2 separate regions of the Mus musculus genome follow, and region 2 is linked to region 1. A link is a loop called in an ENCODE intact Hi-C map of the cell type or tissue named here. Cell type or tissue: heart. All regions are shown on one strand. Links, peaks and the distances in the headings refer to the core of each region. The heading gives the core; the rest is flanking DNA.

Region 1 (15,740 bases), core at 5,233-13,232:
GGATCACACAAAGCTGAAGGACACATAGTAGAATCATCGAGGGCTACCCCTGCACAGGAATCTTTCAAACATGCTGCTCCCTTAACAGTAAAGAAACTTTGTGGATAGAGTTATAGTAGATGCTAGGATAATATAGTTTGGTAAGGCTGAGACAGTAGACAGTGTAGAAGACTGAGTGTAAAAGGAGAGTTCCTTGATGTTGTAACAATTGTGGTACATTCAGTCAAATTGTTGAGAGTACTACAGTCAAAGTTTATAACTGTGGAGTGAACACGCCTTTCTAGACAAGGGACACATGCTGCGGGATCACTGGGACTTCAAGCCGAGAAATCTGGCTATGTGGTGAGCTCTGGAGGAACGCCTGGAGGTTGTCTGGGTGAATGTGGTGTTTGTGGGATCTTAGAAAAGGAGGTCATGGTGATGTCCTGCACACAAACTAAACTTTCCCAAGGCTGCCTTCAAGAATCACAATCACCCAATGAGCCAGGATCATCATCCCACGACCCAGGATGTCTAGGGAACGAAGGAAGCCCTGAGAGTCAAGATGAGTCTGTGGTGATTTCCTGAGTATAGCAGGTGAGGTGCTAGGTCATGGTACACCAGGATACGGAAACCGAGGTGATGTATACAGTGTAGGTGGAAGAAGATATGATGGCAGAAATAAAGAAGGAAATATTGGCAAAGTTATCTGTGTTGGGGAGAGTATAGGGATTTTAAAAATTGCAGTGGATTTGAACAATCAAATTGTGGCTGGAGAGATGGCTCAGCAGTTAAGAGCACTGTCTGTGCTTCTAGAGGTCCTGAGTTCAATTTGCAGCAACCATATGGTGGCTTACAAAGATCTGCCATGGGAACTGATGACCTCTTCTGGTGTGTCTGAAGACAGCTACAGTATACTCATGCTTAATACATAAAATGAATCTATAATTCCTTTAACTAAAGTAACGATCAAATTAAGGAGCCACGAAGGGACTCAGTGTCAGTGGAGGGCACTCAGAAGTTCCTGTGCTGGTGACTTTGGATCTGGTGGTACCATGATGACAGAAACAGTGGAAGATGACCTCTGAGTTTAAGGCCAGCCTGTTCTACATAGGGAATTCCAGGTCAGCCTGGGCTGCAAAGAGCAGCCCTGGATTTAAAAAGTCATAAGCAGGATCATTCCTGCTGCTTTGGAAAGAGACTCTAAATTGACATTTTAGTAGTGAAATGGACAGAAGACAAGCATGTGGAAATTAGCAACAACTTTCTGAAACAACCAGAGGGTCAAAATGCAAAGTAAATCAGACAATTCCAGGCAAACGGAAAGAGTATGTTACGGAAAATACAACAAGTAAATAAACCATCAACTCTCCCACCCACTGTCCAAAAGGTTTGGGGTGTGACTAGCATGCTCCAAAGCCTGGTTTCAGCCCACAGCACCTCAAAAGCGTATACAGAGAACTATCAGAGGAAGAAACAAGTGGAGTAGATCCAGACTGCCATCCTTGGGTTTCTATTGCTGTGACGCAACAGAAGGGTGGGAGGAAATAATTTTTTCATCTTAGAATTTACAGTGCCATCCTTTTGGGGAGTCAGGGCTGGGACCCAAGGCAGAAACTGAAGCAGAGACTGTGGAGGAGTGCTGCTTACTGGCTTGTCAGCATTCTTTTCTATATCATCCAGAACTACCAGCATTAGAGTGGCAGCACCCTTAAGATGCTGGGCCCTCCCACAATACCCATCAATAAAGAAACTGCACCCCAGGCCAGCCTGCTGTGGCACCTTCTCAATCTAGGCTCTATCTTCCCAGAGGATGTTAGCTTGTGTCCACCTGACAGGACTGGCACATGGAGAGACAGCAGAGGGGGTGACATATGACAGTTAACAAGGACGTTAAGAAAGAGGACCCCTTGGTGGGTGATTTTGGAGGAGTTGTGAGAGCAATGGAATAGTCAATGGATGGAAAAACTTTTTTTTAATCAGGCAGTGGTGGCGTATGCCTTTAATTTCAGTACTTGGGAGGCAGAGGCTCTTGGATCTCTATGTTTGAGGCCAGGTTGGTCTCCAGAGTAAGTTCTAAGATAGCCATGGCTACATAGAAAAATCCTGTCTCAAAACACCAAACCAAACCAACCAAATAAATACCCCCCCACACACACACACCTATACAAATCCTTCAAAAACAGAAAGGGGAGAGAGAGACCCCAGGTAATTATGTCAATGATGGAGCTCAATGGGAAACCATTTGTTTATAGCAGTTTTAAGGCCAGGCTTGGAAAGATAGTGCTATGTTTATTTAGGTTTCAGCCATATGGACAGGCACAGGATGGGTTTTTTCACCACTCAGGGTCAATCAGATGCAAAGGTGGGGCAAGGCAGGAGCAGGGGAGGGGGACCCTCAAACCCTGCAGGTTCCTCCTTTGTGCCAGGTCTGTGACCTTCAGTAACTACAGCATCCCAGGATGGACTGGGGACCCAGAAGGTAGAAAATTTGTGGCATCTCTACTGTGGCTGGTGGGCAGGGCTGTGGGGCCTGTCCCTCCTGATTCTATTGATGGGATGTCAGATTGTTGAGAAGTTGTGGAAAGCAGTTGAGTAGATCCAAAACATTCAGAAATAAGGGAAGCAGAAAAAACCCCAAAGAAACCATCAATCTAAGTAAGGACAGTGATGAGACATGCCATGTGCTACAGGCATGCTGCTTCTGACACCATACCCAGGGTACAGCAGGGAGGTGGCTGCAGGGATGGCTCAGGGGGTTGAGGGCTTGCTGTGGAGGCACAAGGACTGAGCTCAGATCCTAGCACCTATGCAATCCCAGGCTTGTTGTTGTGTGACAGTGACCACAGGAGTGGGGGCAGGGACTGGCGCATCCTGGGAACTCATTGGCCATCCAGTCCACCTGAAAGAATGGACTCCATGTTCTCAAATAGTAAAGCTGAAGTGGAGATACTGGAAGACATTGACATTGACTTCTTGTGTCCTCACGTGGATGCACAGGCCGGAGCATCAGCACACACACACACACAGACACAGACACAGATACACACACAAAACAGGCACAAGCACACATACTTAAAGAGAGGCACATGTATAAACACATACACAGAGATACAGATATACACACACACAGACACTTACATGCAGAAACACATACAGAGATGTATACTTACATATAACACATGCACATACAGACAATTTCACACACAGAGACAAACATGTAATCACACAGATATACTCAATTCACATCCAGACACATGCACATTCGCACATAAACACACAGACAGATGTATACATACATGGATTCATAGCATATCACATGCCAATGCACACAAACTTAAGCCACATACCCATGAGCACACACATAGGTACCTATGCCACACTTATGTGCCTATGTAAAACACACATGAACACACACAGATATGTAGGGCAATGGGCTATGCAGACAGTCTGGTCTTTAGTCTAGTTGAGGTCTGAACCCCAGTAGAGCCTGATGGATGGTAATTCCCACATACATGGGACAAAAGGGGTTCCCTTCTGCCTCCTGGACCCCTGGATCCTGTCGAATGTACAGCCCCCACAGCCCCCACAGAAGAGGCTCCTGGCTTTCAGTCACGTAGACAATGTCCCAAGCTTCTGACCTTCAGGCTATACTCTCAAGTAACCTAGCAACAGCAAGATATCAAGCCCACTATAAGAGGGGCTGCCTGGCCCCACTTTGCTCTCTCTCTCTTACTCTCTTAAGCTTTTTCTTCCCTTACTATACATCTTTCTCTCTCTCTCTCTCTCTCTCTCTCTCTCTCTCTCTCTCTCTCTCTCTCAGCTTTCTTACTCTCTAGCCTTTCTTCTCACTTTCCTTTCCCCCTTTCTCTCCTCATGGCCATGACTGGTCTCTCTCTCTCTTTCTACTTTCTCTCTTTGCCCCTGCCTCTCTACAATAAAGCTCTAAAACCATTGTCTGTCTCTGTTCTTCAAGGCCCACTGTGCTTGGATGATGGGATAGGCTTTCTCCTAATGAGCCGTGCCTAATCTCCTGTCAGAAGGCCTTCCTGTGCTCCAGCCATGGACCAGACTTAGGAGTCTTGCCTGCATGGGCACCTCTCTCCCTCTGCCCTCTTTCCATATCTCCAGGGCAGAGAGTGTCGCCCTGGGGTCCCTGGTACCGGGGGCTACCCTTTATCCACGCCCCGCTGTGTGGGGATAGTGGCTTCACATGGCCAGATGCCCACCCGGGGCCGAGTGGAAAGCGTCCAGCAGTAGTGCAGGGCCTACCTGCCCAGAGCACAGGAACTCTGACTGGACACAGGCACTCTCTCCCTCCCCCCTCTTTCCCTACACCCTCAGCCCCACACACATATACACTTGGTTATAGTATAATGGAGTACTCTGGCTGAGCATACATAATGACTTGGGGTCTGTGCCCAACACTACACAAAACAAAATAGTACTGCTTTTGAATTTTAGTGAGCTTGACAAAAATGAAAAAAAGACGCTCAGACAAACTCATCAATCTGCCTGGTATGGCAAGGAGTGTGGCCAGGGCTGAAGAGCAACCTCAGCTTGGGGAGTTCTGGGCTGCACAGTCCAGGACAGGTGCTTGAGCCTTGTCAGGCTGTTGGAGACCTTGACTGAGGATCTGGCACATGCTGACAGCAGTGTCTCCTTACACTGGGGCTGAGGACCATGTGCCATCATTTATACCAGCAACAGGGATTTTGGCAAGTGGTCCCTGGTTTCCAGAGTGTGACTTGGAGTGTGTGGAGACCAGTAAGCCATGTGGGTGCTCCATCTCTCTGGCACCCACCAAGCCCCTGGATAGGGAGGCTCACTGAGGTTCCCTGTGATCAATGTCCTCAGCCTGAGTCACACTGGTGACTGGGAATCCCACTTTTTGACACATCTAACAGACAGATGGGAGTGTGTCAGACTCCCTAAGCTCTGTTGTCACTTTGCCACGGTGCTCATAGATGGGCACTGGAGGGCTGTCAGCAGTGTCCTCTCCACAGGTCAACAGCACTTCCTTCATTGCCTTCAGTCCATTGATCACAACCATAGGCTTCCAGGCCATATGTAGGCTGAACATATCACCATAGCGGTTTGAAGCTGAAGTATTGGGACAAAGCACATAGGAAGTGGAGGTGCCCACAGATCATAGAACCTGGCTCACTGCACAACAATGTCAAAGTGAGAGGGTACAAGGAAGTTTCTGTGTGTGTGAGTGCACATTTGTGTATGTTTATACATGCATGTTTGTGTATGTGAATTTAAGTATATGTGCATATGTGTATGTGACTCCATGTGTCTCTCTGTCTCTGTATTTGCATGTGTACATGCACATGAGTGTGTGTCTTGCTTGTTATTGAGCCTTGCTCCTCATGTATCCTGGGAAACTGCTCCTCACTGAGCTCCATCCACATCCTGGTGAGGCTGCCTCCCACTGCGGTGTCTTATCTTTTAAGTTCAGCAAACGAATCACAATAGATGTGACTTCCCAGTGGGGACCTATCCAGAGCCAGAAAACTATCTTGTGTTCTTTAGCATGTCAACATTCATGAAGAGTCTTGGGTCCTTGATATGGGCAGTGAGGCCAGAGAGTACACAGCAGCAAGAGATTCAGGCAGTCACACTCCCTCTCTCCATTCGGTAGACCTCACAGCAGCCCAAGACCTTGTTTTTGACAAGGCCATAATGGACTTGGGATCTCTATGGTTGCTGCTCTGTCCAAACAAACTGAATCCTGCTGTCACATCCTGCTTCACCTCCTGGACTTTGTTCCCCAAAACCTTTGCCCTAGAAATTCCCAGTGGCTGTTACCAAAATATTTCTAAGCCTGTTCCCTCTTGGGGATCTAGATCCCTGACTAAACTGTGGCTCAAACCCTACTATGTGCCACTACGGACACCATAATATCACATACCATCCATCGCTAAGTCACCCACCTTGTACAAGCTGTATGGCATGTTATCCAGGTCCACCTGCAGCAGGTTACCCAGCACAGGCCATGGCACAGGGCCTGGTGGGCAGCGAGAAGTCCAGCGCTGGCGCCGGTGCAACAGGTCCACCGGTAATATGAAGATGACTGTGAATATGGCCACAGACCACAGGTCAGTCCCAGTCAGCAGCTCCATGGCTGCCCCACTTCTGCCCAGGCTTTCCAGAGACCAATGAAAAACACTCCATCAAACATCTAGGATCAGGAAGCCCCAAGCTTGGATCCTGCAACTTTATAAAGGAGTGTCAGGGTAGCCCTTTGTCTTCTGCATCCAGCCCCAATGGTGTGTTTTGTTTGTTTCCATGTAGGGAGGAGCCAGTGATGTTCAGTTCCTTCTAGGAGCAGAGCATGCTGATTCTGCTGGGCTGAACATGGTAGGCAGATGTCTAGAGTACTCCTTCTTCAAGATGAATGATCTGATCATTGTGTGCAAATAATTAATCTGGTATGCTACCTATGCAAATCTTTGAGGGCTTGAGGATATTGCTTCAGAGAGGAATGAGACCTCCAAATCTTCATGGAGCACTTTTTTATCAGGACATGAGGATTGACTGGCATCCAGTCAATCACTTCTGTGTGTGTGTGTGAGCACTGGTCAGCTGTTTCCTACACATAAAGGAACGAGGCTGGAGCTCCTATGGGCAAAAGAAGGGCAGTCGTTGAGGGAAGCTGGAATCCTTGTGTGTGAGTGAAGGCCAGTGGTGGGAAGGCATGTTGAGCCCCTATGGGAAAGTGAAAGGTAGTGGTGCGAAGGCAGCTAAAGGCTCTGTTGATTAGTGAGGGGCAGTGGGGAAGGCAGCTGGAGCGTGTGCCATCTTCACTACAGGTCTGTGGTCATCCAGTTGATCAGGCAGCAAGACATAAAACACAAGATTTCTCAAACTCAGTCTGGGAAGCTTAGAAATGATCTGAGAATCTTGGGAGCCACTAAGTTGGTACAGGAACTTGTCACATGCTGGCCTCTGTCTCTTATTCACTCTTTGTTCTTGGTGGGTCAATCTCACCTGGCAAGAGTCTTCAACCAGGAGATAGGTAAGGTAACTTTCTTCCTCATGCCAGAGGCATGTGGCCAGGGTGAGCCGCCAAGAGGAAGACAGAAAGATGACTCCTGAGCCTTCAAACAATGGCACCTGTGTGCTGGACACTGCTGGACACACCACACATAGCAGCTCACCATTCACTAGAATCAGCAGAAGCTCGGTCCCTGTCCTTGCTGGGGATCCAGACAATTAAAGAACATAGGCTAGGATGTCATTGTGGGATCTAGGCAGGCTCTCTCTTGCACCTCAATGTGCCAGAAGGGAGGAAGGAGCATGGCTGAGCCCAAACCATGGAACACCACAGCAAGGCCTACCCATGGGTCTCCTCCGCTCTGATGTGGATGCCACCCCTGTACTGACCACCTGTGTGCCACTGGAGCCTGGGGGTGAGTCCATGGTTATTGTTTGCCTGGAGCCTCTAAGCCTGTTTCCTTTTCCTGTCCGTGATTCTTGGCCCTGCCCAACCCAGTTGCATAGACTGGCACCATAGGTTGGGGCAGAGAAAAGTGTCTTTCTTAAGCCCCAAGTGGGACTGAAAGGACACCTGCATGGGAGTCAGGACACCATCATGGATCATGGTCAGAAAGGGGATTAGGGAGACAACTTGCATAGGTCACTGACAGACTCAGGTTGCTGGGTTCTTCCTGGTTTGCTCCAGGGCACTTCCAGGGTATGTTCTGGTGCCTGATGCTTACACCCGCATGCCAGTGCTGGGATGGCACCTTCAGCCTCTCATCTCTACCTGAATGTGTCAGAAATGACATTATCTAAGAGAAGCAGCAGTGCTGACTGGGTGCTGGTCCCAGTGGGGGATGGGCTGACTCAGGCTGGATTTTCCTGCATCAGGTAAGTGAGCCCTTGTGAGGTAAGTGCAGACAGGTGAGGGATGTCACACACTGTGTTCTGTTATGGGTTTCCTCTCTGATTCCAGCTCTTGGGAGAGAATCTCGATGCTCTGCTATCCATCTGTCTGCTGGCACAGTTCATTTCTATTCATCCTCAGTCCATGTCATTTATGCCTTGTGAACGTGCAGTCTGTCAGAGTCATGTGAGTTCAGGTGTACTGGGGCCTGGATATTCATGTCAGCAGCACAGGTGTGGCAAGTCCACAACAGGATGCTGAGTTCTGGGTATCAGGGGCAGGGGGTCTCCCAGGATTGCAATTCTCTGCAGTCATGTGTAGAGATAATTGATGTCTTTTGGACTCCCTGCAAGAGGACAGATGGAAGCTGAGCACATCTCTCCTGTGCACTGTTTCCCTTTCTTGCCTTTGAACGGTCTCATTTCACTGGAATGGTGACCAGCAGTGAGTCTCAGAGCCATCTTTAGGTCTTTTTCTTTTCCTAATCACTCTCAGAAGTGGGATGTGACTCATTAGGACAATTGTGACTCTTGAGGGAAGACTTGGGAAAGCTTCGTTTGGGCAAAGGATGGCAGAGGTTGGAGAGTGTTGGTTACCCTTTCATCCCTGGATGGTTACTGTACCCCTCATGGTGCAAGGCCACTGCAGGACTGTGGTCCATTGCCATGGTTCATTACCGAAGAAATCTGAAGCCACAGGATAATTGCTTCAGATAATTCACTTGGTATGAAATAAAATGTAAAGTATTGAGAATAAACCTCATATATGATTCCTGGAGGAGTATTTTGTGTATTCCTAAAATGCACACAAAGGGGACTGCTGAGCACGATCATGACACTGGCCAACCTCCATTTCTACCTCCAAACTGAAGAAGAAGCTGGGGTTTGTAAAACTGTTTTCAGATCCAAATAGACTTATGGTCAGAAAGAACATAACACAAGCATCAAAGAACTAAAGCCAAACTGGGTTTTTGTAATAGTATAAAACGACCCATGTCACAGGTCATTGCCTGGTTGATGAGATGGCTTTGTGGGTAAATATCTGCCTCACAGCCCAATAGTCTGAGTTTGAACTTTTGGTGCCACACAGTAGGAGTGTCTTAACTCCTTATGGTTCAACCAACTCTCTGTTACCCCGGAATAAACATGTGGTACACACACCCACATACACCTAAATATATATGTGCAAATGCTCTTTAGCAAGGTCACTATTAAAAGGGAGGAAAAGAAACAAACCATGGGATGAAGGAATAATGGTAATCCAGAGGTCTGAGAAGACATTAAGTGTCAGAAATAAAATTGTATATCAGATATCTATAGCAAGCATGAGCCAAAGGCTTGCACACACATCTGTGCAAAGTGAATAGACAAGCAGCCAACAAGCATATAAACAATGCCACTGTCACTTATCATTAGGACAATGAGGTCAAAGACACACTTTGTGGTTCAATCAAAACAGCCCTAGAAACACAAGATTCCAGGGGGCAGAGCTTGCAGAGCTTTGTGCATTCTTCAGAGAGTGTCACCCAGAACTGAGGACAACTGTGGAGGAATTACTCAACAAATCTACTAAGGATGCTATCACCCAGGAGTTCCCCTTTGAGAATATATAAAGAAGGCAAAGGAGGCTCCTCCCCGAAGGGTCATTGGCCATCTATGGCCACAGTTCCATGGTTCACAAATGTACAAAGACAGACAGACAGACAAAAAAAGTACAGGAGTGGTCCCCCTTTTCCATGATACCAAGCTCCAAGACCCTTCTAAGATGGCTGATAGAACTGAAGAACAAAAACATGCTGTGGCCTTTCCTATGGGGATGAATGGAGTGGACATGTGCCTTAGTTAGGGTTTTACTGCTGTGCACAGACATCATGACCAAGGCAGATCTTATAAAGAAACACATTTAATTGGGGTTGGCTTACAAGTTTAGAGGTTTAGTCCATTTTCATCAAGACACGAGCATGGCTGTGTCTGGGAAAGCATGGTGCAGGCAGAGCTGAGAGTGGTACATCTTCATCTGAAGACTGTTAACAGAATATTGGCTTTCAGTTAGCTATGATGAGGGTCTTAATTCCCACACCCACAGTGACAACCCTAATCCAAAACTACACCTTCTAATCGTCCCACTCCCTGGACCAACCATATACAAACCATAACATTCCACTCCCTGTTCCTCATAGGCTTCTTCAAATATATGAGCCTATGGAGGCCATACCTAAACATAGCACAATGCTAATTGTATTTAGTCCAACTTCAAAGGTCCCATAGTTTATAGCAGTCTCAACAATATTAGAATTCCAAAGTTCAAGGCCACTACTTAGGTTCCCACTATTCACTTAACTGTGATCCCCAAAGCAATACAGGAAACCGACTGGGTAAACTCCAAATTCTGCATCTCCATGTGTAGTGTCAATGCAGTCTTCAGATCTTCAACTCCTTTTTATCTTTGTTTACCTCAACAAATTTCTTTGTCCTGTACTGCTTCCATTACCTGTTAACAACCTTTCTCAGCAGATAGCCCATGGCTTTGTCATCTTGAACATCTTGAGGTCTCCAAGGCAAGTTCAAAGTTTTGGGGGCCTGAATAAACAACTCTCTGTGGCTCAGGAGCACTGTTTCCCAGCATTAACCCCCAGCCCCATGTATCTCAGTCATGGGTCAGTCTTCTACTTATGGAGATGACTTGGTCTACTTCACAGTAAACAGAAACCAATATCTCTACATAGCCAGTAAACTGACAATTTCTTAGTAGTGACCCGTAGCATATGTAGACTCTCCCCTCCCCAATCCCCCATTTGCTGGCTCCCGCTGTGGCTCGTTCAGCCAGTTTGCCATCTGAAAAATGGGTCTGACCCTGACCTGCCAGGGACTCTGTCTACTGCCCTTCTCTCTCTTGCATTTGCTTAAGGTTCCCCTGGGGGAAAATGTGTCTTTTTCCATGCCTTGTGTCCTGCCATGGGCTCTGTTTGTGAGACATGCTTTCCCACGCACTTGACCACCTGCTTCCTTCACCAAAGCTGCCACTGGGCTCTGCTTGATTGTCCACTATCATAGTTGCTTTTAGATGTCCCGCTGCAGATGCAAGAAAAAACAGCTTTTACCTTGTCTGAGAGGCCACTCTCCCACGCACAAGATGGACATCCTTTCTTCCCCCAGCCTCTCTCTGTCACTCTCTGACTGGGACTTATAAAGTGAGTGCTAGCAGAGCTGCATGCCACAAGAATAGTGTGCTCTTTGCTGGGATATGTAACACCCTATTTCCGGGCCTCCTTTCCCCTCCCCTCTGTGGACTCCAACAGTCAGAAGCACTGGGCTGTAGCTTCCAGCTGTTAGTAAGATGTCCCAGTGCCTGTTCAAAGTAAACACACCATTGCCTCTACTGCAGCTGCCATGTCTGCCACTGCCAAGCAGCAGAGCTGACCTGACTGACAGGCTGCCTGACCCACAGCATCAGCCACCTCCACATGCCTGCAATGTGGTACCACTGCCTCAGCTGCCACCACGGGGCCTGCAGTGTGGTGCTATGGGGACCTGTAGGTCCACAGCACAGCACTGTCCCGCCCATAGTGAGCTCACCCTGACCTGACAGGAGGGAGTGGAAAAGGGCCACTCTGTGCCCCAGCCCCACCAACTGAGGTCTCACTGCAGAACCACTGCCACCCACTGGCCACTGTAGGACTCATAGACTTCTGCCATAGGAGCTGCTGCCACCAGTTGTGGTCCACAGTGTGGAACCGCAATATGCCATCTGAGTTACACGGTCAGACGGACCCACACCAACCATACAGTTCCCTCTTTCCTGCTACCCTAGAATACACACATTTCAATGCCCCGGTCTTTATGACCTGCCTCCTAGCTGACATACAAGATAAGATTTAGACCCTTGGATGACTTCCCTTCTTGAAAATGGTTCATAACCACTCAGGGTCTTATAGCCATTCAACAATTCCTAGATCTAGGTTGGACTTCTTTATGGTGAGTCCGGGACTTCGCAGAGCTCCTGGATATTAACGTGATGACCTGAACTAGCCTGGCTGTACACTTGTAACCTGGTACTGAACTCTTTTCTGGACCCTGGTTGAAATAGTTCAGTAATATCCCCATGATCCAATGGGTGCAAGATTGTCTTTAAATGTATCACCAGATATACCCTTCTCCCAGCCTTGAGAAGGCTAAATAGACCTTAAGTATTTGCAAAAGTTGGATCTTAATGACCCAGGTGGAGTAAATGTCCGACAGGGGTAGACTGCCTGCTGATCCTGATTTGCAGCCTAATCCAGCTGAAACAACATAATCCAGCTGTGCACTTTCCCTATACAAACCCAGAGCTGAAAATGAAACTTTGAGCCTTGATCAGAAACTTTTGTCTTGGCTTCATCCTTCTCTCACCCAACCTTTTTTCATCCCCAGCCTCCCTTTCAGGTACCCAGTTCTCAGTAGCTGTGGGACAGCTACAGCCAGGCACCCCACTGGGATGTCTCCTAGAAAATCTCAAATATCTGAAGTTAACACCAGATTTGAGGACATCAAGACTAGTACACCTCTACAAAAAGGTCTATATTCAGTAAGCACTAGATAATGGCTCCAAATGGTCACTTAATGGTGCACTCAGTAAAATTATTTTAAGGGATCTTCATATATACTGCCAGCAATCTGTTAAACATAAAGACGTTCCCTATATCCAAGCATTTATCTACTTATGCTCCCACACCCTGTTCTCATGACCTGCATTCTCAGTTCGTGTCACAGTCCTGAATCTGCCTGGACAAACTCACTTTATGTCACCATGATCTAATTCACACCCTGAATGCTATGATGTAAACTCAGCCCTAGGAGCTTTGCTGTTCTCATTAATACAGGGATATGTGATAAGTGACAGATATACATTCATTGTCACCTGTATTTGTAGGTAGTGGCTGTTACATCCACGCCTGCCATATTTTACCTTGCTTGCCTTTTTAGGTGGGATTCCTAGTATACAGTTCTTGCTCTTCTTTCTATTCCCATACTTACATAGGGGAAGTTGGTGCTGTGGAGCTAAGAATTGGGTTGTTTAAATTTCAGTCCTCCTTAACTGGGCAGCTCATGCCACTAGCTACCTGGCAATACTGAATAGAATTTGGCAGGTGTCAGGCATACCTTAGTGATAAGGAAGTCCTGCATTTCAATATCACTAGAAGTCCTGTGTGGCAAAGGTATCGGGATAATGCCTGTATAGTGCTGAACCTCATGTATGACAGCATTGGTATACGGCATGAGGTCTGGCTCTGCCTCTCTGGCCACCACACATGCCCTATGACCTCATCTGTTTCCTGATGTAGTCTTTCTGGAGGGCAGCATGACTTCAGTTAAGGTGCCCTAGGATGTTTCTCTTATCTGTCCACTACCTCTCTCTTAAAGGCTAAGTCCATGGAAGAACTACGGCCATCGTCCTTACAGGAGTCTGGGTTAAACCATTGCTGGGAGCCACAAGTGTCCCAAGTAATCTTAAGGAGTGTGACTCTACCCACCTCCTCTTTTCATTCCAGCCCCAGTCAGGCTTGCTCTGCACATCCGGATGCAGGACCATAAGGAGCAGGACCCAGGTCAGAGTGATTGAACTGGTCACAATCCCAGCACCAAACAGATTAAAGACAACCAGACGTAGATTTGCATCATTAAAGTTACTCGAAGGGTTCCCCTTTGCCTAGGACAGAGCAGGACAAGCAGACTCAGTGTAGAGACTGGAGTGTACCATAATATTCTCCTGATGACTTCATTGTCACTGGGTTATTCACAGCAAAATGGACACCAAATCCCATCTCAGCCAGAAAGGCATCAATCAAGTCACAAGGTGGCTGGTCAGGGTCTTAGGTCCTCTTGGGCTCAGTCACCAGCTTATCCACCATTGTAAGAAATGTCGATCACCCAGGGAAGACTTTGTCAGCCCACCCTGGGATGCACAGGAGAATTGGGAATGTGTTCAGAACATGTAACAGCCATAGAATATGCTAGACCTTCCTGCTTCCTTTAACGAGTTGAATAAATAAGATTTGTAGTAATATTTACTATTATTCCAATGTGTGTTTGTGTATACATGATGTGAGGAGAGCTATGGCCACAACAAGGATGTTCAGAACCAGGAGAAGCATACAGAGTCAGTTCTCACCTTACTACATGGGTTGAGAAATAAAACTCAAACACTATGCTTGCCGGGCAAGCTCCCTTACCCTCTGACCATTTCTCTGGCTCCTCTTGTGCATCCCCATGTATGTTTGTGCAGGTGTGTGTGTGTGTGTGTGTGTGTGTGTGTGTGTGTGTGTGTGTGTGTGTGTGTCTTGCTTAGTGTTGTTCTCATATATCCTGGGAAAATGTTCTTAACAAGCTAAATCCCCAGCCTGATAATGCCTATTACGGTGGCATCTTATGTGTTAAGTTCATCAAAGGAATCACAGTAGATGTGACATCCCAGCTGTGGCCTTGCAAGAGCCAGAAAACTGTCCCAGGGCCCCTTAGCATTTCATCACACATGAAAAAATTCTGGTTCCTTGACATGGGCAGTGCTGCCAGATAGGACACAGCAAATAGAGATTCAGGCATCCAAGCTCCTCTCTGAATTCAGGACTGAATGATGCACAAGACTTTGCAACATGGTAAGACCTTGTCTTTGATAGCATCATAAGGTACTTGAGACTTCTTTGTCTGCTCTTTGGTCGTACGTGCCTGAACTCTTGCCACACCCACTCCAGTGGAGTCTGCATGACAAGTCCAAAAGCTTGGCTGCCGTCCTGAGGCAAAAAGTTTCACAGAAACTGGTCTCCTGGAGTCTTTGGCATCGCATAACACAGATATGGTCCAGATATGTCATTGTGATAGTCTGATGAAGGGTTTTGCATGCTTTCTTTCATTATTGTTTTATTATAAGTGCCTCAAAGGAATGATTCAACAAATAGCTAAGTTAGATTGAACATTGCTTCCTGGCCTCCACCAGTGTTCCAATATTCTAGGCAATCGTTTGAGCCAACCTTGGACTTTGATTTCGTAAGAATGTTACTTATTCAGACAAAATGCTTCCAGTGTTGAAAGAAAGATAGTGAACCAAATCAGGCATTGAAGTTTACTAGATTAGAGTAGAAATCTCAGAGCAAGTTCTACAAAATAAGCTTGGAATTCTCATTACAGTTGTGTATAGCAGACTACATTACATATTAGAAGAAAGTTGGTGGGCTCCTCTGATAAATAAATGGAGGTTCCCTACAAATACTTAAAATAACAACTAAGTCACTCCCATATGCAGAAATTTACAATGGCCTAGGAAGAAGGTGGGTTGTGGTCTAAGAAGGAACTAGAGTAAATACTTAGAATAACAGCTGCGTCACTCCCATATTCAGGAATTTACAATGACCTAGGGAGAAGATGGATTATACAGTAGAATAGAATTGGAACTATGGCAAGGGCATGAAGCCCTTGCCCCTGGCTTCTAAAAATAAGCTGACCTTAGGAAAGGCTGATTTTTATTCCAGTTGTAAACACTAATTTTTATCCAAGTTGTAAACACTGCCTGGTTCCTGTTAGCTTTTATTTACGAATTTTTCTGTTTTGTGAAAAGACTCATTATGCATCGGATGACCTTAATGTATTACCTAACTTTCTAGTTTTCTTCTGTAATATAAGTCTGATGCTTAATTTGAGAAATTACATTCAGATCCAGCACTCCCTTTTGTTCATATCTGTCACTCGCTCACTCCTTGCCCACCTGAATACCGGGACCCTGATTTCTCCCAAGGGTTGAGGGACTCTAACAGAGCCAGCCCATAGCAAACCCTGTTGTCACATCCTGCTTCACCTCCTAGACTTTGAGCACCAAATCTTTTGCTCTAGAAAGTCCC
Region 2 (15,740 bases), core at 2,738-10,737, 110 kb before region 1:
TATACCAGCAACAGGGATTTAGGCAAGTGGTCCCTGGTTACCTGAGTGTGACTTGGAGTGTGTGGAGATGGGTCAGCCATGTGGATGCTCCATCTCACTGGCGCCCACTAAGCCCCTGGACAGTGAGGCTCCCTGAGGCTCCCTGTGGGCAATGTCCTCAGCCAGAGTCACACTGGTGACTGGGAATCCCACCCTCTGACATATCTGACAGACAGCTGGGAGTGTGCCAGTCTCCCTGAGCTCTGTTGTCACTTTTCCTGCTGCTCCTTTCATCTCTGTCATTCCTATTTTGTCACCACTTAAAGACAGCAAACTTCCTGTCCCTGGGAGTCTTTCCAGTCAATCATGGCACCACAGGGTGTTGGGAACCACCATGTCATGTCTTCAAAGAAGATCACTGCTGACTCTTAGTGGAAGCCTGCTACACCTGTACCAGAGACCCATGGAGAACTTACATCTGCGTGCAGTTTGTCACCAACCTGGTCACCACTATTGGGTCTTAGTGTGTGATGCATGGCCAGGTGTCACTCCTAAACAAAGCCTACCTTTTTGTTCTCTTTCTTCATCCTCCTTTTCTCCCTCCCTTCTTCCTTTCTTCTTTGTGCATCCTTTTTGTAGCTCTGCTTTAGATTTACCAGGAAGAATTTCCTCGTTGCATAGCCCAGACTGACCTAGGGATTGCTGAATATCCCAGGATAGCACCACACACTTGATCCTCCTGATATGGGCTCCAAGTGTTGAAACTGCAGCCCTGTACCAGTGGTCCAAGCTTAGCACATCCTTTCATCGCAAGAGTTATGTTGTCTCTTGGAGAGGGACAAGGCAGGTGGAAACATTGGTTGGAGACTGTTGTCAGAGGACCCAACAAGAGAGGGCTGGGGTTAAAGCAGAAAACAGCAGCAACCACAAGACTAGTTTATTCTACATGACACAGCCTTCCCTGCAGAGCCTGTATGGAATTAGTGTCCTTGCTCACGTATCACAGCACAGAGCTGGTAGGGGGAGGGGGCAACCATAATAGAAAAGACTCTATGGTCACTGGGCTGGGGCTGTCCATCAGGCACTGAGAAGCTAAAGCGCTGCAGGAGGCAGGTGAAGAAGAGGAAGAGCTCCATTCGGGCCAGGGGCTCCCCCAGGCATGATCTGCGGCCTGTGTGTGGAAGAGGGCTCAGTTAGTCTGGGACCTGATTGGTGCTCCACCCGCCAAGGCACCCTGAGAAAAGGCAGGCAGCCAGGCAACCTGCATTCACCTGCTGAAAATGTTATAAAGGCCTCATGCTTCACAAAGTGGCCCTGGGCATCCAGGAAGTGTTCAGGATGGAAGCGGAGGGGCTTCTCCCAGACAGTGTCATCCATATGCACAGAGGACATGTTGGGGAGGAGGATCGTCCCCTGTTAAGAGGCACATAGTGTGAACATGGACTGGGGTGGAGCTGGCAGACCCTGGTCACCAGGATCACATGCATATCTTCTTTCCTGCACACACTGGATCCTCTCTTTCAACCTCAGCCCCTAATCCTCTACACCCTGCAGGGTCCTGTAACAGATCTCCCATTGGTGGCCTACCCAGCAACCATCCCTGTGTGCAATGCTCCATAAAGTGCCCTTTGGTCATTTTCTTTGCCATTTCTCTTTCTTGAGGACTCTCAAAGGCTGCAGCCTGCGTGGACTCCTGTTCTTGTGAACAAGTTACAAATGGGATGTAGTGGTGTTGGTATCTCCTGCCCTTGTAGGATAGTGATCATGATGAAGTAGTATCAGGCCCAGGCCTACCTTGGGGATGAGGAAGTCCTGCACTTCAATGTCACGACTTGTGATGCGTGGCAAATGCAGTGGAACAATGTCCCCAAAGCGCTGCACCTCATGAATGACAGCATTGGTGTAGGGCATGTGGGCCTGGTCTGCCATCTCTGGATGCCTCACCTGCCCTATGACCTCATCGATTTCTTGTTGGACTCTGCCTGGAGGGACAGCATTACCTCAGTGAAACAGTCACAAGGGACTTCCCTGTCTTACAATCATGTTAAGGGTTGAGGCCATGTCAGAAACACCAGTGAGCAGCCCTGGAGTCTGGGTTGAGGTAGCACTGGTAGCCACAATCAACTGACTGGGGACTGTGCCTCTACCTCCCTCCCATCCTCAGTTAGGCTCACGCTGCACATCTGGATGCAGGATCATGAGCAGCAGGGCCCAGGACAGTGTGGTTGAGGTGGTCAGAATCCCTGCAGTGAACAGGTCTATTACCACCATGCGCAGGTTCTCATCATTGAAGCTGCTCTCAGGATTTCCCTTGGCCTGGGCCACACAGAAAGGATGGTCTCAGTAGGGAGAGAAAGTCCCAGATGGCCTCCCATTGTCCCCAGGGCAGCCCAGGTGCTGAGTCACTTGGTGATGCACAGAACCCTACCCATCTGGCCTCACAGCTCATAGGACATCAGCCCACAGTCCCTAGCTAAAAGTCTTGGAGCTGCCAATTGCCTTCTCTATCTCTGCCAGGAAGGCATCAGTCAAATTTCGGGGTGACTGGGCAGGGTCCCAAGTGGTCCTGTTTTCAGTCAACAGGTTATCCACTATGGCGATGAAGGACTTCTGACTTTGCAGGAACTTGTCAGCCAGCCTTGGGATGTGCAGGAGTATCGGGAATGTGTTAATAACCTGTGAGAGACACGGGGGAAGTCTCAGAGGTTCATCTTCATAAAATTAATTATTAGTGAATCATAATCATGTATGGTGCTTATAGGGCAGAGTGTATGGAAGCAAGTGATAGGACAGTGTGTAGAGTCAATTGTCTCTGTTCCACATGGGTCCCAGACATCAAACTGGGGTCAGCTGCCTTGCTTTGCCAGCTCCTTACCCACTCACCATTTTACTGTCTGCTCCGTGCTAGTGATGCTCGGTATCCACCTGGACCAGTCTCAGTTGCCAGCCTCCCTCACAACAGACACAAAGCCTGTTTGTTCCCACCTGTCCCCAGCTTCCTATACAACTGTTAAATTTGAAGAGCCACCTAAAGGTTCTCTCAGCACCAGGTGAACAGAGGAATATTCTACCCTGGCCATAAACACAGACTTTTGGTGTTCCATGCAAATAGAAGGCCCAAGTTCTCTCCCTTTGTGGAAATCCTGATCTTAGTCCACTTCTCCCCTCATGTTCTCAAATAGTTGTCAACAGGCATATCCTTCTGTAGTTGAACCCAAGAAGGCCTCTCCCACAAACTTGGCACAGGGAAGACAGACTGCACAAAAGTGGTTCTGTAGGCTGCCCTGAACCTCCTACCTCAGGAATTAATCCAGAGAGTTCTGTCAAACTATCTTCCAGTACTTTCAGCATCCTGATGAGGTAAGGGTCTTCATATTCAAAGCGACGGGCAAAAATGAGAGATGCAATCACATTGCACGTAGCTTTTTTCAGCATGGTGTTGGGATTGATGTACTGCCCTGGAAGTGGAGATTCAAGCAAGTCAATGGACTGCCCATGTATCCCTGTGCCCAACTACATCCCTCACCCATCACCCACCAGCCTGAGTAGTGAAGGCATCACAGAGGTGGCCGGCCTCCTTGATCACCCACTCCTCCAGAGATTTCCTGCCCAGGCCAAAATTGCGCAGAGAAGACAAAGAGAATCGCCTCTGCTCTCGCCACTCAGGTCCATAGGGTGCAAAGATCATACCTGCAGACACATCTGTGTGTAACCAAGAATGTCCAGATGTGCTGTCTCCTGCTCTCATCAATTCTCCTCTCCTCTGTGTTCTGTCCTGGCCATGAGCCTCTTAAAACCTTGCTATCACAATCCAGTGCATGCCTTCTGGGTAGTCCTCCTGGTTTTCAGTGACTCTGCTGTGAATTGCTTGACCACATCCCCACCCACATTCATAACCTGTGCTTCCTCAGCTTATTCCCACACGTCTGAACCCAAATCCACCATCCACACAGCCCTTTACCTTGGGATCTGGGCTTGAAACCAAGATGCTCAAAGATGGGCACTGGAGGGCGGTCAGCAGTGTCCTCTCCACAGGTCAACAGCACTTCCTTCATTGCCTTCATTCTGTTGATCACAACCATAGGCTTCCAGGCCATCTGTAGGCTAAACACGTCACCATAGCGGTTTTGAAGCTGAAGTAGAGGGACAAAGCACATAGGAAGTAGAGGTGCCCACAGATCATAGAACCAGGCTCACTGAATAACAATGTCAGTGTGAGAGAGTGCAAGGCACTTTCTATGTGTGTGAGTGCACATTTGTGTATGTTTACACATACATGTTTGTGTGTGTGAATTTAAGTATGTGTGTATATGTGTATGTGAGTCCATGCATCTAGCTGTCTCTCTCTGTCTCTCTCTCTGTATTTGTGTGTGTACATGTATATTTGTATGTGTTCTTGTTATTAAACTTTGGTCCTCATGTATCCTGGGAAAATGCTCTTCCCTGAGCTCCATCCCCAGCATAAGGCTGCCTACCACTGTGGTGTCTTATTTTTAAGTTCAGCAAAGTAATCACAGTAGATGTGACACCCCAGTGGTGACCTTGCCAGAGCCAGAAACTGTCCTGGGTTCTTTAGCATGTCAACATTCACTAAGAAACTGGTTTCTCAGGATGGGCAGTGAGGCCAGAGAGCACACAGCAGCAAGAGATTCAGGCAGCCACAGTCCCTCTCTACACTCTGTGTCCTGACTGTCTGTGGTGGTAGACCTCACAGCAGGCAAAGACCTTGTTTTTGACAGGGCCATAATGGACTTGGGATCTCTATGGCTGCTGCCCTGTATAAACACACTAAATCCTGCTGTCACATCCTGCTTCATCTCCTCGACTTTTTCCCCATAAACGTTTGCTCTAGGTACTCCCAGTGGCTGCTACCAAAACATTTCTAAGCCTGTTCCCTCTTGGGGGGTCTATATCCCAGTCTGACCTGTAGTTCAAACCCTACTATGTGCCACTAAGGACACCATAACTTCATATACCATCCATCGCTAAGTCACTCACCTTGTACAAGCTGTATGGCATATTATTTAGGTCTACCTGCAGCAGGTTACCCAGCACAGGCCATGGCACAGGGCCTGGTGGGTAGCAAGAAGTCCAGCTCTGGCGCCGGTGCATCAGGTCCACCAGTAATATGAAGATGACTGTGAATATGGCCACAGACCACAGGTCAGTCCCAGTCAGCAGCTCCATGACTGCCCCACTGCTTCCCAGGCTTCCCAGAGACCAATGAAAAACGCTACATCAAACACCTAGGATCAGGATCCTTCTGCCTTATAAAGGAGTGCCAGGGTTGCCCTTTGTCTTCTGTGTCCTGCCCCAACCCAGTGTTTTGTTTGACCTGGTGTAGGGAGGAGCCAGTGATGTTTAGTTTCTTCCAGAAGCTGCTGATTCTGCTGGGCTGAACATGGAATGCAGATGTCTAGTGGACTCCTGCTTCAAGATGGATGATCTGATCATTCTGTGCAGAAAATTCATTGTTATGCTACCCATGCAATTCTTTGAGGGCTTGAGGTGTTGGGCAGTGGGTGTGGGGGAAAAGAGGGAGTGGGAGAAAACCCCCGTCCCGCCAGAGTTCCGGTGCTCTGGTTGGTCAGACATGGAAGGACTGCCACTTGCTTTATATGCCACCCCAGGTGGGTGTCTGGTTGTAGGAAGCCAGGGACCCCAGCTTGGTGGATAGTGTGAACAAGAGGCAGTAGTAGGTAACAGGTTCTCGGTCTTGGGCATCTCACACTGGATACTGTGGGAGTGCTGAGACAAATGGGGGTTCTGAGGGTGATTCAGTCAGCCCCAGGCCGAGGAGAGGTCAGGGGGAGAGGGGGGTGAAGGGTGGTTCCCACACTGGAAAGAGTCCTTGGTCGTGCCCATGGCTGGAGCACAGGAAGCCCTTCCAGAAGGAGGTTAAACACAGCTCCTTAGGGGAAAGCCTATCCCCTGGTTCAAGCATGGCAGGCCTTGAGGATCAAAGACAGTCTATGGTTTTAGAGCTTTATTGTAGAAAGGCAGGGTGAAAGAGAGAAGGTAGAAAGAGAGAGGGAGGCTGGCAATGGCCACATGGAGAAAGCAGGGGCAAGGGAGAGAGAGAAGGAGGGCTAGAGAGGAGAGTAAGAAAGGTGAGAGCTAAGGAGAGCAAGGAGGGGCCAAGCAGCTCCTTTTATAGTGGGCTGGGATATCAGGTAACTGTGGGGAGGAGTATACCTGGCTACAGTCAGGTAACTTTAGTTGTGTGTGTGTGTGTGTGTGTGTGTGTGTGTGTGTGTGTGTGTGTGTGTGTGTAAAGTCTAGCCAGAATGCCAGAAGCTTGGGACATTCTCTGTGTGACTTATACTCAAAGAATTTTGGAGTTGAGGACTCTGTGGTGTCAGGCACCTGTCTCTGGGAATGTGACTCAGTGTTCTATTCCTTGTAGAGTTTTCTACTGGGTTGCCAAAGCAAGCCTCATTCAACCAAAATAGGCTGCTTATCACAGTCCTACATTGAGGATACTGCCTCAAAGAGGAATGAAACCTCCTAGATCTTCATGAAGCACTTTGTTGGCAGGAAATGAGGATTGACTGGCATCCTGTCAATGGCTTCTGTGTGTGAGAGATCAGTGGAAGACTGTCTCCTGCAGTTGAGGGAAAGAGGATGAAGCCCCTAAGGGCAAAAGAAGGCCAGTCAGGGAGGGAAGCTGGAATCCTTGAGGACGAGTGTGGGCCAGTGGTGGGAAGGCAGGTAAAGCCACTATTGAAAAGTGAAAGGTAGTGGTGCGAAGGCAGCTAAAGGCTCTGTTGATTAGTGAGGGGCAGTGGGGAAGGCAGCTGGAGCATGTGCCATCTTCACTACAGGTCTGTGGTCATCCAGTTGATCAGGCAGCAAGACATAAAACACAAGATTTCTCAAACTCAGCCTGGGAAGCTGAGAAATGATCTGAGAATCTTGTGGGCAGAGGTTGGCTAGTGTTGGTTAGACTTTCATCCCTGGGAGGTTACTGTACCCCTCATGGTGCAAGGCCACTTCAGGACTGTGATCCATTACCATAGTTTTCTCTGGTTAGAGCTTGTTCCTTAGGTGATTATGTTAGCCTCTATCAGCAGACCTGGGAGACTAGTTCCCTCCTTAGTTTCAGTGGTTCGAGTACTCTCTGCTGGCAAGCTCTCCTCTTGCAGGGAAGGTGCCCAGATATTTGGTGTTCGAACCTGCCTCCTGGTAGAAGTTTTTTTCCACTCACTAGAGGTCTTAAGATCCCGTGGAGGGTCCTGTGAGAACCTTGGGAGTGTTCAGAAACTCTGAGTGCAAGGAACCCCGGTGCTAGACTGGACTGGAAGGGATTTGTGCCCCTGATCAGGCCGGCTTATCTGCTTCCCTAGTTAATTCAGTCTCAGGTCCCACACGATTGGATTGGAGCAGACACTGTGTTCCACTCACCAGGGGTCTTAAGATCCCGTGGGGGATCCTGTGGATGTCTTTGGGGGTGTCCGGAGACTCCCCGGGCAAGGATCCCCGGTGCTGGAGTCAATCCCCAACATTTAAAGCTTGTTGAATAAGAGCAAAATCATGTAAGAAAAGCGTTTAGAGAAATCAGCTAACAAAATATCATCCCTATAATGTATAATATACATAGAAAGATGCAAAGTCCTAACTTCTTGTATTGAAGCAACAAACATTTTTTTTTTAAACATAAGACAGGGTTTTTAGCCATTCCTTCAGGCAAAACTATTCCAACAATATCTATTGCTTAAGTGACAAGCACACTAAATACAAACCTTTTACAATCATCAAGATGCAAAGAAATACTATAAAACGAATGTTTTAAATCTGCACCAATTTTATACCTACTTTTTGGAATCGCAGAGCAGGAGATCCCATACTTCCTTTAATCTTTTATAAATCTTGCAATAATCTCCACTTCCTTGATTTTTTCTCAATTAAAAATATGGGTGATTAAAATCTTGAGATATGATTGAATTGTAAAAAGTAGCTAATGGAACATTGGCAGTTTGACTATAATTTTAAAGTTTCTTCTCCAATATTAAAGCATAACCATAATTTTGGAAAGCAAAACCAAATGTTAACAGTGTCTGCTCTTTCTAAAATGAATAACAAGTTCATAAGTATCATGTTACAAAGTTTGGTTTCCAGTTCTTATATATGAATGCATGACTGTGCAGCTTCTAATATCTAATTATTTTAAATCATATCTTTTATGAATCCGGTTTCTAGGACAAGAATTATATAAAATATTATTCCAATTTAGGGATATCTCTAGAGTCTTTTTTCCCTAGGTTGGCTCATTGCATGTATTGTTCTCTAGAATGGCTCCCACTAAGTTTCCAGTTTTAAGCCAAATTTCTGTTACCAATGTACAAATTTTTAGGTACTTGCAGAGAATAGGGTCAGTTCTTAGGTCAAAGCCGAAGTAATAAAACAAGGTAATAAACAAAGAGACCAAGCAGGTCAATAAACATAACCCCTGTTCTCTGTTTTTAGGGGCTTAAGAAGATGACCAAGGTAAAAGGAATGCCACACATTTTTCAGTAGAGATTTCCTTGAGCTTTGTATTAACCTAAATGTGAATATTTTAACTGAGCCTACTTCCTTGAGCCCAGTGACAAGTCCTGGCAAAAATTCTAGAAGCAACCCCAAATTCTCTGCCCAAGGGAGTAATGAACTTGGGGCAACCTTCTACCCAGCTAAATTTAGATCCAGGCATGGTATTATAAGCTATTAATCCCAGGAGGCAAAGACAAACAGTTCTCTGATTTCAAGGCCAGCAGAAAAAAGAGGAAGTTCTAGGTGAAGAAAAACTTAAATCCAGGCTGGGTAGACCCACACCTTTAATCCCAGTGTTTAGGAGACAGGCAAGAAAATCTCTGAGTTCAAAGAAATTTATACTGCAAGTTTCAGGACATCCAAGCTTAGGCAGAGAAAGAGTTGGAAAACAGAAATTTGGTGATAAGGCAACAGAACTCTGCAGCTTTGGCCACGTGGCTCTGGCTTTAGAGTCCATAATAAAAGGAACTACTGGAACAATTGATGCTGGTTAGCTGGAACTAAGAAATTAGTGGTGAATAAGAAGCAAACAGTATAACTTCTGGTGAAGACTTCTGGGAAATGTTTTCTGAGAGCACAAAGAAGCTGTGTTCCAGAGATAGCCAAGTTGGTACCTTGTGTAGTACCTGTACTTGGTAATGTACATTGTACGAGTGATGAAGTGGTACCGATTGTGAAGGCAAAATGGGGTGATGAAGAGCTGCTGAGGCTTGGCACTGTGAGAGGCCATGGAAGGCTTTTGGTGAATGCACAGCCTCAGTTGCAGTTGATGTTCCAGGACTGAAAGGGTCATGCAAAGAAGTCGAGGCTTGAACCCAATAAGAGAGCCTATGCTGAGGAGAAGGGTAATCCTGTAGGAGGACCAGCAGTCTCAAATAATCTGGATCCCCAAGATCTCTCAAACACTGGACCACTAAACAGACAGCATATACCAGCTGATATGAGGCCCCCAACATACATTCAGTAGAGGACTTCAGATCTGTGTTCATTCAGAAATGATGTACCTAACCCTTAAGAGACTGGAGGCCCCAGAGAGTTTAGAGTTCAGGTGGGTTGTGGAGTGAGAGCATCTATGTGGCAAATTGGGTGGAGTGGGGAGGAGGCATGGGATGTGGAGCAGACATAGGGTGGATGGGGGAGGGGAGGAAATGGAATATAGAGTAGAAAAAAATAAATTAAGTATAACATTAATTTAAAAAAGAGAGGCTATTGATGAAGCTTAATTGCAGCAGAAGACTCCAGCACATTGGAGATACCTGTTCCTTGGGATGATCACCAACAACAGCAATATCTGTGGAGTGGATCAACCTGAGCCTAGAATGCTACAGAGGGCAGAACTGGAGAAGTGCTGCCAGTCCTTTGGATTAGTGCAGAAGATCATGTTTGGATCCCAAACACAGAAACAAGAAGATGTAGCATTAAAGTTGTTTTTAAGACCACAAAATGTTGGAGATGACAAAGCCAGGGGCTATGTGCTTAGGAAAGATGCTAACAGGGAGTAGAAGCAGCAGAAGAGAAAGAAGTTTATTGCAATCACCAAAGATAAAAAACGATAGAGAAACCATATATTGAAAAAACCAAACACCCCCCCAAAAAAAAAAGATGAAAAAGGAGGTAGAGATCTGAAGACTGCTTTGACATCAGACATGGAGATGTTTGCAGTTTACCCCAGCTGGTTTCCTGTCTTGACTTGGAGATTACAGTTGAGTTACTGGATGAATCTCAGAAAAGACTTTGAACTTTTGACTTTTAACATTGTTGAGACTGCTATAGACTATGGGGACTTTTGAAGTAGGCCTAATTTATTTTGCATTACAGTATTTTTAGGTATGCCCCTGATAGTCTCATTTGTTTGAACAAGCCTATGGGTTCCAAAGAGTGGAGTGTTATGATTTGTATATGCTTGGCTCAGGGAGTGGCACTATTAGAAGGTGTAGCCCTGTTGGAGTGGATGTGTCACTGAGGGTATGAGCTTTAAGACCCTCATCCTAGCTGACTTGGAGCCTGCCAGGAGCTCTCAGATGAAGATGTAGAACTCTTAGCTCTGCCTGCAGCATGCCTGCCCAGATGCTCCAATGCTCCCACCTTGATGATAATGGATTAGTTTCTGAACCAGTAAGCCAGCCCCAGGTAAATGTTGTTCTTTATAAGTGTTGCCTTGGTCATTGTGTCTGTTCACAGCAGTAAAACCCTAAGTAAGACACAAGTATACTCCCTTCAGTTACATAGGAAAAGCTACAGAATGTTTTATATTTCAGTTCTATCATTCATCTTAGAGTGGTCTTGGAGCTTGGTACCATGGAAAAGGGAGACCACTACTGATCACAGGCCTCTGGCTTGAAGAGTGATCTGCCTTATCTATGTCTATGTGGAAGACTATTGACAGGAGAGAATGAACGATCAATAAATGAAAGGTGAATAAGAGACGGATGCCAGCATTTAACAAGTCACTGAACCAACTTAGTGGCACCCCAATGTTCTTAGACCATTTTTCATCTTCTGTAGACTGGGTCTGAGAGGTCCCGTGTTGCATTCTTGCTGCCTGTTCAATTGGATGAACACAGACCTGTAAGAAAGATGGCGCATGCTCCAGCTGCCTCACTCATTGGCCTTCACCTACCCACCATTACTCTAGCTCTATTTTCCTGTTGCCATTCCCTCTCCATAGTGGTTCCTGCTTCTTTCCCTCAAGTGCAGGAAATAGCCTTTCACTGCTCACACATTCCCAGAAGCCATTGGTTGGGTGCCAGTCATCCCTCATGTCCTGCCAACAAAGTGCTCCATGAAGGACTGAAGGTCTCATTCCTCTCTGTGGTAGTATTCTCAATGTCCCCAAAGCTTTGTAAGTTTGGCATACAAGATGTTTGTTTGGACACAATGATCAGATCATCAATCTTGAAGGAGAGGTCTACTAGTCTACCTACCATGCTCAGCCAAGCATGCTCAGCTCCTAAGAGAAACTGAACATCACTGTTCCCTCTTACACTTGGCCAAAGAAAATACCATATTAGGGCTGGAGGCAGAGGACAAATGGCAACCTTGTCACTTTTTTATATGGTGACAGGGTCCAGGATTAGGGATTCCTGATCCTTGGTGTTATATTGAGTGTTTGTCATTAGTCTCTAAGAAGCCTGGGCAGCAGTCACGCAGCTATGTAACTGCTGACTGGGACTGGCCTGTGGCCTGTGGCCATATTCACTATCATCTTCATATTACTGCAGGACCTGATGCACCACCTAAAGCTCTGGACTTCTTGCTACCCACCGGGCACTGTGCCATGGCCTTTGCAGCTAACCTGTTGCAGGTGGACCTACATAACATGCAACACAGCCTGTGCTAGGTGAATGACTTAGTGGTGGATAGTAACTGAGGTTATCGTATCTGTAGCAGCACATAGTGGACGTCAATCCACAGGTCAGTGTAATCCCCCACAGCCTGAAGCAGGCTGAGCCAGACCTTGACTTTGCTGCCACTAAGGAGATTACCTAGGGTGGAGCCTTCCTCCCTAGATCAATCTATTGTTCAGCCACTGCTGCTGTTCTCCTTCAAGACACTGCTACCTGCTGGGAGGCCACTGAGCTATTCTGGAGACTACACCCTATTCTGCAGCTGGTTCCAGGCTCCAAGAATGAATTGATGGGAATGCCCCCCACCCCCCACTTTACAAGCATATTTGCTATTAAACATTTGAGCTTTGATCAGGAATCTTGACTTAGCTCCATTTTTCTCTCAACCGCCTAGTTCCCCTCTCTTTCAGCCCCAGCCTGCCACTCAGGTGTACCCTGTCCATGTGAGCCGCGGGCCGGCTCCCAACAGGTCAGACAGGGATCTGGGTCCCAACAGGAGACAGGCTTATCAAATTTTGGTGACACCCACTGGAACCTTCTAGAGCAAAGAATTTGAGGATCAAAGTCTAGGGGGTGAAACTGGATATGACAACCAGGTTCAGGCTAGTTTGACTGAGCAGCAGCCAAATCTCAAGTCCCTTATGATTCTGTCAAAGACAAGGTTTTAACACAGTGCAAAGTCTAGTGCACCATGTCAGTCACAGCACTGAGTGGAGAGAGGGGCTATGGATGCCTGAATCTCTTTTTTGCTGTGTCCTATCTGGCCTTACTACTCATGTTAAAGAACCAGAGTTTTTTCATGTGTGATGAAATGCTAAGGGGCCCAGGGACAGTGTTTTGGTTCTTGCAAGGTCACAGCTGGGATGTCACATCTACTGTGATTCCTTTGCTGAAATTAAAACATAAGATGCCACAGTAACAGGCATCCTCACACTGGGGATTTAGCTTTCCCCTGGATATATAAGAACAACACTGACAAGCAAGACATCCAGTCACCCAGACACACACACACACACACACACACACACACACACACACACACACAGATACACAGATACACATACACAAATGCACACCTTCAGAAATATACACGCAGATGCACACCACGAGCCAGAGAGATGGTCAGAGGGTAAAGGAACTTGCCTGGCAATCATGGTGCTTGAGTTTCTCTTCTCAACCCATGCAGTAAGCTGAGAACTGACAGTGTATGCTTATCCCAGACCTCAAAATCATTGTGGTGGCCATAGCTCTCCTCACATCATGTATATACAAGCACACATTGGAGTAACAATGAATTTTATTACTAGAAATATTATTTACTCAACATGTTATAGGAAGCAGGAAGGCCTAGCATATTTTATGGCTGTTACAGATTGTGAAGACTGTGGGGCATTGGGCTACCACCCCCAACAGCCTCCACAAGAGAAGCACGGTCAGTAGTCATGTAGACAAATGGCCCAAGCTTCTGACCTTCAGGCTAAACTCCTCCCCAGTTACCTAGTAACAGTAAAGACCATAAAAAGAGCAGTTCAGTCCCTGCTTGCCCTCTCAATCCTTTGTTCTCTCACCTCTCACTTCTCTCATTCCTCTCTTCTCTTTCCTTTCTCTTTGTCTTCTCCTCTCCTCTCCCCCCCCTCTCTCTTTTTCTATCTTCTCTCTTTCTCCCTGAAGGTCTATAATAAAGCCCTTAAACCATAGAGAGTCTCTGCTCCATCAAGATCTGCTGCACACTCTGGTGAGTGTTGGGAACCTCTTCCCTTATCCCTCTCTCCCATTATCCCAGGGCTACAGAGTGTGGCCCTGGGGCCCCCAGGTCAGGGGCTGCCCCTTGTCCACCCCCCATCGAGTGGGTCAGAGGCTTGGATGCCCACCCGGGTCTGAGTGAAAAGTGTCCAGCATCCCTCCCACATCTGACTGACCAGAGAATAGGGAACTCTGGCAATGTTGGGCCTCTTTTCCCTTCCCCCTTTTCCCCTGGACCCCCTCTTTTTTGTTCCCAATGGAACACACTCCCAATTCTCCTGCACATCCCAGGGTTGCCTGACAAGTCTCCCCTGGGACAATGACATTTCTCACCATGATGGATAAGCTGGTGACTGAGCAAAAGAGGACCTGGGACCCTGACCACCCACTTTGTAACCTGACTGATGCCTTTCTGGCTGAGATGGAGAAGGTGAGACTATGAGACCTGGTGTCCATTGTGCTGTGAATAACCTAGCGACAATGAAGTGTAACTACCTGGACTCATCAGAAGGGTATTATGGGGCACTCCAGTCTCTACACTGAGTCCACTGTCCTGTTATGTCCTAGGCAAAGGGGAGCCCCCAGAGTAGCTTCAAAGGTGCAAATCTCTGTCTGGTTGTCCTTGACCAGTTTGATGCTGGGATTGTGACCACTTCAATCACTCTGACCTAGGGCCTTCTGCTCACAATCCTGAATCCGCGTGTGCAGAGCAAACCTGACTGGGGCTGGAATGAAAGGAGGATAGAGACACACTCCTTAAGATTACTTGGGTCACTTGTGGCTCCCAGCAATGGTTAAACCCGGGCTCCTGTAAGGATGATGGCCATCTTTCTCCTGTGGACTCAGCCTTTAACAGAAAGGTAGTGGAAAGAAAGGGAACCTGCTGGAGCACCTTAACCAAAGTCAGGCTGTCTTTCTGGGCAGAGTACAACAGGAAATCAACAAGGTCATAGGGCATGTGTAGTGACCAGAGATGGTAGACCAGGACCACATGTCCTACTCCAATGCTGTCATGTATGAGGTTCAGCACTATGCAGACATTATCACAATACCTTTGGCACATAAGACTTTTAGTGATGTTGAAGTGCAGGGCTCCCTTATCACTAAGGTAGGCCTGGGACCTGCCAAATTCTAGTCAGTGTTGCCAGCTAGCTAGTGGCATGAGCTGCCCAGTTAAGGAGGACTGAAATTTAGACAACCCAATTCTCAACTCTACAGTACCAACTTCCCCTGGGTAAGTATGGGAATAGAAATAAGAGCAAGAACTGTACACTAGGAACCCCATCTAGAACAAAAAGCAAGGTAAAATATGACAGTCATGGTTGTAACAGTCAGTACCTACAAATACAGGTGATGGTGTGTGTATATCTGTCAATTATCACATATCCCTGCATTTATGAGATGTGTGAAGCTCCTAGGGCTGAGTTTACATGACAGCATCCAGGGTGTGATAGAGGCTGTACTTGTTACCTTGGTGACTATGGTCTGGGGAGCCTCACCCCTGTCTGTGTACAAACGATTTACCTCTTGCTAGGGAACAACAGTCGTCCCTAACCTGTCCTGTCTCGTGTTTATAAAAAGAGAGAGAATATGTTCTGTGGGGTATGGTGAAGAATGGGGGATGGGAATGTCTTAGTGGGTCCAAGCCAAGGTATCCGTTCCCCCTGAGGGACCATCCACATGACAGTTTAGTATAGAATACAGTTTATTCAGGTCATGTGGAGGGTAGTTGGTAGTTAAGAGGTTTAGAGGCAGAGAAAGGGAGAGAGAGAGAGAAAGAGAGAGAGAGAGAGAGAGAGAGAGAGAGTCCAGCCATGAGCAAGTAGTTGGGAGGGGGGAATTAGGGTGAAGGGACAAGGGAACAGAGTGGGAACAAAAGGGCAAGAGCAAGAGGGCAAGAAAATAAGGGAACAAGAGAGAGAGGAGGGGCAAGCAGATCCTGTTATAGTGGGTCAGGCCTGCCTAGCTATTGCCAGGTAACTGTGGGGTCAAGCATACCTTGTTGTTGCCAGATAACTTTGGGTTGAAGTTTAAACAGACTGCTTTCATTTCTCTGTTTTAGTTTAATTTAAAAAAGAGTGAATTAGAAAAATGTGATGGTAGAGCAAGAATAGGGTAATTGTGATTTATGGCTGCTTCATG

What was found. A loop is a pair of places that touch in the nucleus more often than their neighbours do. Peaks named below come from ENCODE experiments on the same cell type or tissue, not always from the same donor. Only the 100,000 strongest peaks of a DNase experiment are listed, where the experiment ranks them.
Region 2: it touches region 1 in a loop (35-fold over the local background); 3 of 42 quality-filtered maps call a loop at or near these places.

The regions. Positions count from the first base shown.
Region 1 is chr15:82,433,847-82,449,586 of GRCm38, reverse strand. It overlaps the pseudogene Gm46501. Among named protein-coding and RNA genes, the nearest start is that of Cyp2d9, 11 kb to the left of the region's middle. In heart, for the core only: no CTCF peak of the experiment used is centred there; no DNase peak of the experiment used is centred there.
Region 2 is chr15:82,544,573-82,560,312 of GRCm38, reverse strand. It overlaps Cyp2d12 (cytochrome P450, family 2, subfamily d, polypeptide 12), which reads right to left and starts at 5,224. Exons shown (of 9, transcript NM_201360.2): 1 at 4,978-5,224; 2 at 3,941-4,112; 3 at 3,517-3,669; 4 at 3,277-3,437; 5 at 2,479-2,655; 6 at 2,154-2,295; 7 at 1,774-1,961; 8 at 1,251-1,392; 9 at 900-1,150. The coding sequence starts at 5,166. The coding sequence ends at 960. It also overlaps the pseudogene Gm28023. In heart, for the core only: no CTCF peak of the experiment used is centred there; no DNase peak of the experiment used is centred there.